Linked DNA regions of Homo sapiens: region 1 is linked to region 2. A link is a contact called in ENCODE Hi-C or POLR2A ChIA-PET data. All regions are on one chromosome and are shown on one strand. Each heading gives the region's core, a stretch centred on a gene start or an enhancer-like site at or near the end of the contact. The rest is flanking DNA. Distances are from core to core; before and after follow the strand shown. Region 1 holds the start of CACNA2D1 (calcium voltage-gated channel auxiliary subunit alpha2delta 1). Region 2 overlaps CACNA2D1 (calcium voltage-gated channel auxiliary subunit alpha2delta 1).

Region 1 (3,653 bases), core at 826-3,325, 120 kb after region 2:
ATAAAAATATTGATAAATTGTCAGTTAAAAACAACACTGTAAAAATGAGTAATCGGAACACATTTAGGAAGTGATTGTTTTTTAAAGAGCCACTTATTTATTTGACACAGAATGCAAGCGACTCATTTGAGTTCTCACTTTACAGGCCAAGCAACAAACAGACTTAAAAAATTAAATGGAAGTGTGATGCCTTAATAAGAGTAAATAATTCTGAAGCATCCTTAGGGTGATTCTTACTCTTTTTATGTTTAAAAATATCTGACTGGAACATCCTGCCAATTAAACGAAGATCTCCAGATGGCATTTACCCTTTTGCTTCATAACAAAAAGGATCTGCAATCAGTTTTATGGAAGATTATCTAAAGAGGAACATTACTGTAACTCAATGACAACAAAAATTAGACACTCCCCTTCTCCGGGATAGAATGTGCATCCTCCAGATTCTTGCACTGACACCTAAGGTAATAAATACTTAAAACTGAATCTTAAATAATAGCCGCAGGATTTCAACCGCTAAAGATTCACTGTTACTTTCCACCAAAAACTCCTGTATTCAGCACTCAGCCAACAAAGGACAGCAAGTAATTCCCAGCAGCATAAATACCGGGAAAGCTACCTTGGGCTTTGTTTTTGTTATGTAAAATGCATTAAAGTGACTCATCCACTTAAGATTACCTACCTTTAGAAGCTTTAAAGAAGCTCCAAGAACCAAAATAAATGCTTTCCCAGAATGCCGGATAGGCTATTCGGTGCATTAAAAAATATGTATATATTTATATGTGCCATTGAGTTTGATTCTATTTTGCTAAGAAAGGAGAGAATTATTATTTTTCATTCCCTTCCTGTGGTGTGACTATAGCTACCTATAAGCCCTCTATTTCCAGAACAGCAGCGAGGTTTTTAAAAGTTATTTTAGAAATGGTAAAAATAAAAGAAAATTTGTAGGAGACTGGAAATAGTCCCTCCTTCAAAGAATAGGCTCTATTCATTTGAAGAACAGGGACCGCGTGTCTGCCGACACTTAGATGTTTCAAATAATGGGTTGGGGAGGTTGGATCGCGTGGTCCCAGTACCTGCGAGCCCCCTGCGTGGACAGCACGCTCGGCCGCGGGGAGCCAGCACGCGTCTAATCGGAAGGCTGTCAAGTGCATCCAGTAACGTGGGATAAAACGAGTTTGGGCACTACAGCAATTAAAGAGCATCTCCGAGGCCAAGTGCGGGGGAAGTCCACGCTACCTCGGCAAGCCTGAAATTACCTGTTTGTAAATTACCCAACCAAAACATAACTTTTTATTGAACTGGGTTGAATCAGAGCGGGTGAGCTGGCTGGAAACTTTTTTCCCCAGTACGGCTGCACTCTGAAGTCTAGAGAATCCCGTTAGAGACGGGCTGAGACGCCGCGAGTCGTCGGCGGGCGCTTCCCGGGACAGTCGGCCCCCAGTGCCCGGCCCCGTGGAGGCGCCCGAGACGCCGGTTCGGGACGCATTCCAGCGGCGAGCGGCGCGCACCGCCTGCCCGGCGTCTCCGCATCCGAGCCTGGCTCCCCGGCCGCTCGCTCCCCACCCCCACGGGCGGAAAAGCCCCGCGACTCGGGAACCGACCCCCACCCCCAACTCCCGCGGCGCCCCTCGGCCGGCGCTCCCTGCCCGGCCCGCCGACTTACGTGACGGCCGAAGGGAACGGCTCCTCCGACGAGGGGCCGATGAGCAAAGATTGGAAAAGTGTCAGAGTCAAGGCCAGCAGGCAGCCAGCAGCCATCTTCGCGATCGAAGATCAATGCCCCCTCCCTGCCCAAGCGGGGGAAGGAGCGGCGCTGGAAACCGCGGGCGGAGGAAGAGCAGCACACGCCGCCGGGACCGCGGGCGTCTGGAGGGCTGGCTGCGCCCGGGGCCCGAGGCGCGGAGCCGCGCGGGGGACGGCAAGGGCGGGAGCGGACGCCGAGGAAGGGGCGGTGGCGGGCGGACCCACTAGCGTGCGTCGGCTGCTCCGCGCCGCGGCCGCCTTGCCTCCGCCGCCATCAAGGGCGACTTTGGAAACAGACCTCGGCGAGCCCGCCGGCGCTCGCGCGCTCTCGCTCTCCCTCTCGGTTTCCTCCCTGATTTATTCCCCCGATTGCCGAGGCGAAGGCGGAGGCGGGGGCGGGGGCGGAGGAGGGGTGACGGCGCTGGAGGGTGGGGGTGGCTGCAGGAATCGGGGAATGGCAGGCAGAGAGACTTGTGGAAGCGAGAGGCTCCGTCTGGCTTCTTAGGCAAGTCAGAGGGAGGCGGCTGGGGGTGGGCAGCGGGAGGGCTGGGCGTCAGAGCAGTCGGGCGGAGACGGGCCGGGAGCAGCCCTCCATACAAGGCAGCCAGGAACTCCCAAAGTCGGCGCCGGCTCGCTCCCGCCGCCCGGCGTGCGCAGGCGGAGCGGACCAGCCCCGCGGGGCTCCCGGGGGACGGCCAGCCGCCCAGCGGGCATCCACAGGCTGCAGAGGCTCCAACCCAGGACTTGGCTCGCGTCTTCGGGGGTTATTTTTGCACATGCAGGCAGCGTTCCCCCCCAGCCCTACTCCCAGGCGCAGAATCCAGTGCCTGCCTGGGAATCGTGAAGTGATTTGACAACAAATGTAGGAGGGGTTTGTATTGCATTTTAAAGCACCACTGTTGACTCTCTACCAGGTGGCACTATATGCCCGCGTGTGCCATAGGTTAGAGCCTCTGCCGGGGCTGGGTGCCCTTTGTGCCAGCGGTCCCACGCCCAGGTACTGCTCGGCTCACCTGGCGAGGACAGAGCCTCAGGGACCGGGCTGTGGACGGACAGAGAAGTACTGACGCTGTAAAATCTTCCCAGCCCTGTGGTTCCATTGGACAGAGGGGTGGAGGGACGAATTCTGCATCTAGGGAGGACAGTAGTAAGAGAAGCGCTTTGCAGCATCCCAGTTGGGACTACCTCCAAAAGGGTCCTAACGCCCTGCTCTGGCCACTGGCCTGCCCTGCCTGACAAGGTTACCGCAGGGTGAGCTCACTTTTGTCAATGCGAAGGCATGAAAAGGGTAAGCAGCAGGAACAGGTGGCACTCTGAGAAATGCGCCTGAAATGTAGAGGAGGAATTAAGGGAGGGGGAGAGAGCTAGGGAGTAGCAATGCCGGACTGGTTTTATCTCCAGACTCAGAGGAAGCAGTGGCGGGCTTTCTCCTTGAAAAGACAGGGTCTGCGACTAGGCCTCTCCCGCCCAACACAGGCCTCCTACAAGAGGGCCCTGGTGGGCCAAAGATAGAAATATATTCTTGCACACCTTAAATTCTTAAGCTCCCTCTAGTAGTGTATGAGAATACTTTTGACATGACGTGCAGAGAATACAATTTGTGATGACTATCCTGCATATGCAAAAATTCTGTAAGTATCGGGGTGGCTGTCAGATTTTTAATTAGCCCGTTCTTATTTTTAGGAGATGCTTCTGAAAGAAAAAGACCCTTATTAATTCGAAATGAATTTTCCAGCTCTCTGAAGGCAATCTCCCAAAACAAAGACTAATAATAATACTACTACTATTAATTACTGGCCAAATTTTAAGAGCGTGTGTGATTTTATGATGCTTAGCCTGGTGAATTTATTTTTCCTTCCCACTTATTTCTCCTTTTTTTAATGCCTTATTTGTTTTCTTTATGTTCTTCG
Region 2 (4,138 bases), core at 489-2,988:
GTGAATGTCTGCATGGTATCTAAGCTCAAGTTCAGAAATAAAAACTATTCTAATTAATTTTGATCTTTATGCAACTACATATGCTGTAATATCTAGACCAGAGTTTCCCCAAAACACTCCTAAAATATACTCACTTATGAGTATAAAAGCCCCAGCACACTATGTGGCTTGCAGATACTCTAAAATTCTTGTTTTTCACACATAAAAAACTAAGTAATTACAGTGAGATTAACAAAAACTCATGGATGTTACAATCTCCATCTCCATTACCAAATTCACCACACATTTTATGTAAATACTTAATGCAAGTAAGTCTAGAGAATAAAAAGGCTAGACCCCTTCTCCTTTGTTCTCTCCATGCCTTCTTCTCTTTCAATCCTTCTCTCCTTTTACATAAATTGTAACAATTAAAATAAGCTACCATTATCACTTTTCTATACCACATCTGATGTAAAATAAAACAGTAATACATAATCTCATTTAGAAACAAAAATGCCAACCTAGAACTACATGACCTCAGATAATATACTTAAAACTTTTTCATTCTATACTTCTTGGCCTTATCATATCATGTAATAATAATGAGAAGACAAATAGGAAAGGCAATAGAAAGAGGAAGAAGAAGGGACAGAGGAAGAGGGAGAAGAAGAAGAGAAAGAGTAGGAAGAGGAGAAGTCAGAGAAAAGAGAATTAAATGGAAAAATCTGTGTAAAACACTAGGCAGAGTGCCTGACACATGATAAGTGCAAGGCAGAGTGAGGAGATATGCTGCCAGAAAGCTTGGGAATTAAATGGATCTGGATACAAATACATGGGCAAAATATCTCTATAAAATTGAGACTATCAATACCAAGTATAGAAGTATGTTGAAAGGATTAAATGAGTAAATACAAAAAAGTCCTTAGTACAGTGTCTAGTATATCAGAAGCACATAAAAAATTGTTATTAAGACCTTCTATTTTAAGGTCTCATATAAGATACTTGATATTTTTAGAACATTTTAATATTTAAACTAAAAACATAATTACTCTCTACTGAGAAATCATGAGGATTAATTTCATTTCAATGGATACAATTTTTGAATCAAAATACAGTTGTTAACAAAGACATCAAAAATTATACATTATATTCATCTTTTTATCTAAACTAAAAAATACCCATTTGAGAGGTAGAAATTGATATGTGCAGTCACTTAATGAAAATGAACATTTCTGCAAGAGTCAAACTTGTTACTATCAATGACAAGCAAAAATGGCTATTTGAAAATCCACATTTTAAAGAAATGTTCTGAGCACATAAATATAACACTTGATAATTTATTTAGTTATTTTTTTGTTTAAGAACCACATTATGTTGTTGTGCTAGAAAAAAAGTGGCACAGGCAGTAAGATATAGGGCAATAAATTCTCTCTAAACCCTCTTGTAGAAAATGAGTCATTATTATTTATTATTAGACCTTTAAGTTGACGGACCTAGAATTTCTCAGAAAAGACAGTGTAAACAATCAGGGGTGACTGGTTCACAATAGACCAACATTTATAGGAGTAGCTGTAATTGGGGAGTAATGAGTCCTGAGACTAAATGAATAAATTAACCAGAGAAGGAGTAGACAGTCTTTTGTAACTAATGTCTCAGCTGTCAAGACACAACTTGGTTTTTGCTCTTAACTGGGCCTTGACAGCGTCAGCTCCCGTAGAATACAAGGACTGCCAACAGCAGGAGCACTCATCCACACTGCGGCCTGTTGGCATGCTGCCTGTGGCTGGATAATACATGCAAGATAGAGCATATGAGCTGGTATCTGGAATCAGTAACTGCAACTCTGAGGCTGATTTTTTTTTTTTAAATAAATCTGGAAGACAGATGTTTGCCCCAACCAGCCTGTTAATTCTGAACTGATTATGTTGCCAACAACAAAGGCACTAATCTGCAGAGAAAAGTATGAGTTTTTGACATTATTATAATAATTAAAAATATATCTATCATTTAAAATTAAGTCCTACTTACAGAACCATATTTAACTTATTATACTGAGTCAAATGTAACTTGGTCGCTGTCATTTAAGTCTATTAGAAATTCTGTTATTTAAAAATAAACAAAAAAGAGAGAAGGAATTAATGGAAGAATTAAAGATTTCTATTTTGTTAAAAGGAAAACAAACAATAAATAATGCACCATCTGTGGTTTTGAGGGAGACAGGGTCTCACTTTGTCACCCAGGCTGGAGTGCAGTGGCACCATCATAGCTCACCACAGCCTTGAACTTCTGGGCTCGAGTGATCTTCCCATCCTAGTCTCCTGAGGAGCTGAGACTACAGGTACATGCCACCACACTTGGCTAATTTTTTTTTTTTTTTTTTTTGAGACAGGGTCTTGCTATATTGCACAAGCTGGTCTTAAATTCCTGGCCTCAAGCAATCCTCCTGCCTCAGCCTCCCAAAATGTTGAGATTACAGGAGTGAGCCACCACCTGACTCCCATATGCTGTTAGACACTACAATTTCACTTACATGACTTAAGTATAATAAAGCAATCAAAAGTTTTCTCATATATGTGTAAAGATGTGCTATAAACAGTATTCATATCACCCACATAAAAAATAAACTATCAGTAGGAGATAGCTAAATAAATAATACATTCACAAAATTGAATACTATAAAATTAGTAAACAGATTTTATATAAGTTAATGGCTTATATAAAGCCATTTATATATATATAAAGCCAAAAACTTATATAAAGATTTTATATAAGTTAAAGTCATCTATGACTTAATGAACCTTTTAGCTCTAGCTAAAAGCACATTGTTGAAAAGCACAGACATAAGTCAGACATACCTGGGTATAAAACTTCCTCTACCTGACACTTGAGAGTGAGATGGGTGCTGGGCGCAATGGCTCACGCCTATAACCCCAGCACTTTGGGAGGCCGAGGCAGGCAGAACATTCGAGGTCAGGAGTTCAAGACCAGCCTGGCCAACATGGTGAAACCCCGTCTCTACTAAAAATACAAAAATTAGCCCGGCATGGTGGTGCGCGCTTGTAACCCCAGGTACTCGGGAGGCTAAGGCAGAAGAATAGCTTGAACCTGGGAGGTGGAGGTTGCAGTGGGCCGAGATGGCACCATTTCACTCCAGCCTGGGTGACAGAGCAAGATTCTGTCTCGAAAAAGAAATAAAATAATAAAATAAAATAGAGTCTTACCCCCTCCTCAAAAAAAAGTGAGATGGCTTTCGCCTCAAAATGTAACAGATTACAGACTGTAAGAAGACTGTATCTTATCTTCAAACACAATAACATATCTTCCTCATAAGGTTATTCTGAAGATGAAATTTGATACTGTGTATAAAGCACTTCCCACAATGTCTGGCAATAAAGATGGCTCAGCAACTGAAAGCCATCATTATGCGCCAAAAACACTAAGTTGTGAGGAATTGATGATAGCTCCTACCATCCCCAACGCCCCCCATGCACATACATACAAAATGAGATATTCTTCTAAAAAGAATGCCAATCAAATTTTAGTGTACACAGGAGAGAGAAAAGAAAACATGTTTCAATTAGACAAGGACACAGATGTTAGGAATCATTTCTTAAAAAACAAGCTAAGTGGCCGGGCGCGGTGGCTCACGCCTGTAATCCCAGCACTTTGGGAGGCCGAGGCGGGCGGATCACGAGGTCAGGAGATCGAGACCATCCCGGCTAAAACGGTGAAACCCCGTCTCTACTAAAAATACAAAAAATTAGCCGGGCGTAGTGGCGGGCGCCTGTAGTCCCAGCTACTTGGGAGGCTGAGGCAGGAGAATGGCGTGAACCCGGGAGGCGGAGCTTGCAGTGAGCCGAGATCCCGCCACTGCACTCCAGCCTGGGTGACAGAGCGAGACTCCGTCTCAAAAAAAAAAAAAAAAAAAAAAAAAAAAACAAGCTAAGCAACAATAATGGGGTTTTACAATTGTGGAAGCTTAATCACTAAAAATATTTGAGAAAAGAACTGCCAACTCCCTTGCCTTGGTGGCTTAGACATTCAACTGCAAGAGATGAAAAGACCAGAAAACTGAAATTCCAAAATTCCCAAATTCCATCAAGATTTATGATTTTGGGCCGGGCATGGTGGCTCACACCTATAAGGCCAGTACTTTGGC

Evidence for each region. Hi-C counts contacts between places; a loop is a spot of excess contacts on that map. ChIA-PET counts read pairs that join two places held with the same protein, here RNA polymerase II (POLR2A). Pooled maps may share reads with other maps.
Region 1: a map of gastrocnemius medialis shows a loop between it and region 2 (4-fold over the local background). The contact joins the promoter of CACNA2D1 here to the enhancer-like site in region 2. A Hi-C loop is called at or near these places in 5 of 168 maps with a recorded cell type or tissue (Right ventricle myocardium inferior, Right ventricle myocardium superior, gastrocnemius medialis and 2 more) and 11 of 50 pooled maps. POLR2A ChIA-PET finds 5 or more read pairs at or near these places in 2 of 52 experiments (A673 and GM12878).

What each region holds. Positions count from the first base shown.
Region 1 is chr7:82,441,702-82,445,354 of GRCh38, forward strand. CACNA2D1 (calcium voltage-gated channel auxiliary subunit alpha2delta 1) reads right to left here and starts at 2,076. Exons shown (of 39, transcript NM_000722.4): 1 at 1,664-2,076. The coding sequence starts at 1,758. RefSeq lists an enhancer at 518-1,081.
Region 2 is chr7:82,318,238-82,322,375 of GRCh38, forward strand. The region is part of intron 3 of CACNA2D1 (calcium voltage-gated channel auxiliary subunit alpha2delta 1); the gene reads right to left. Among named protein-coding and RNA genes, the nearest start is that of CACNA2D1, 120 kb to the right of the region's middle. Within about 2 kb of position 1,739, at least 11 of the 41 ENCODE cell types and tissues checked have a DNase peak (open chromatin) inside an H3K27ac peak, as active enhancers do; they include A673, gastrocnemius medialis and thyroid gland, where a contact is called at or near this core.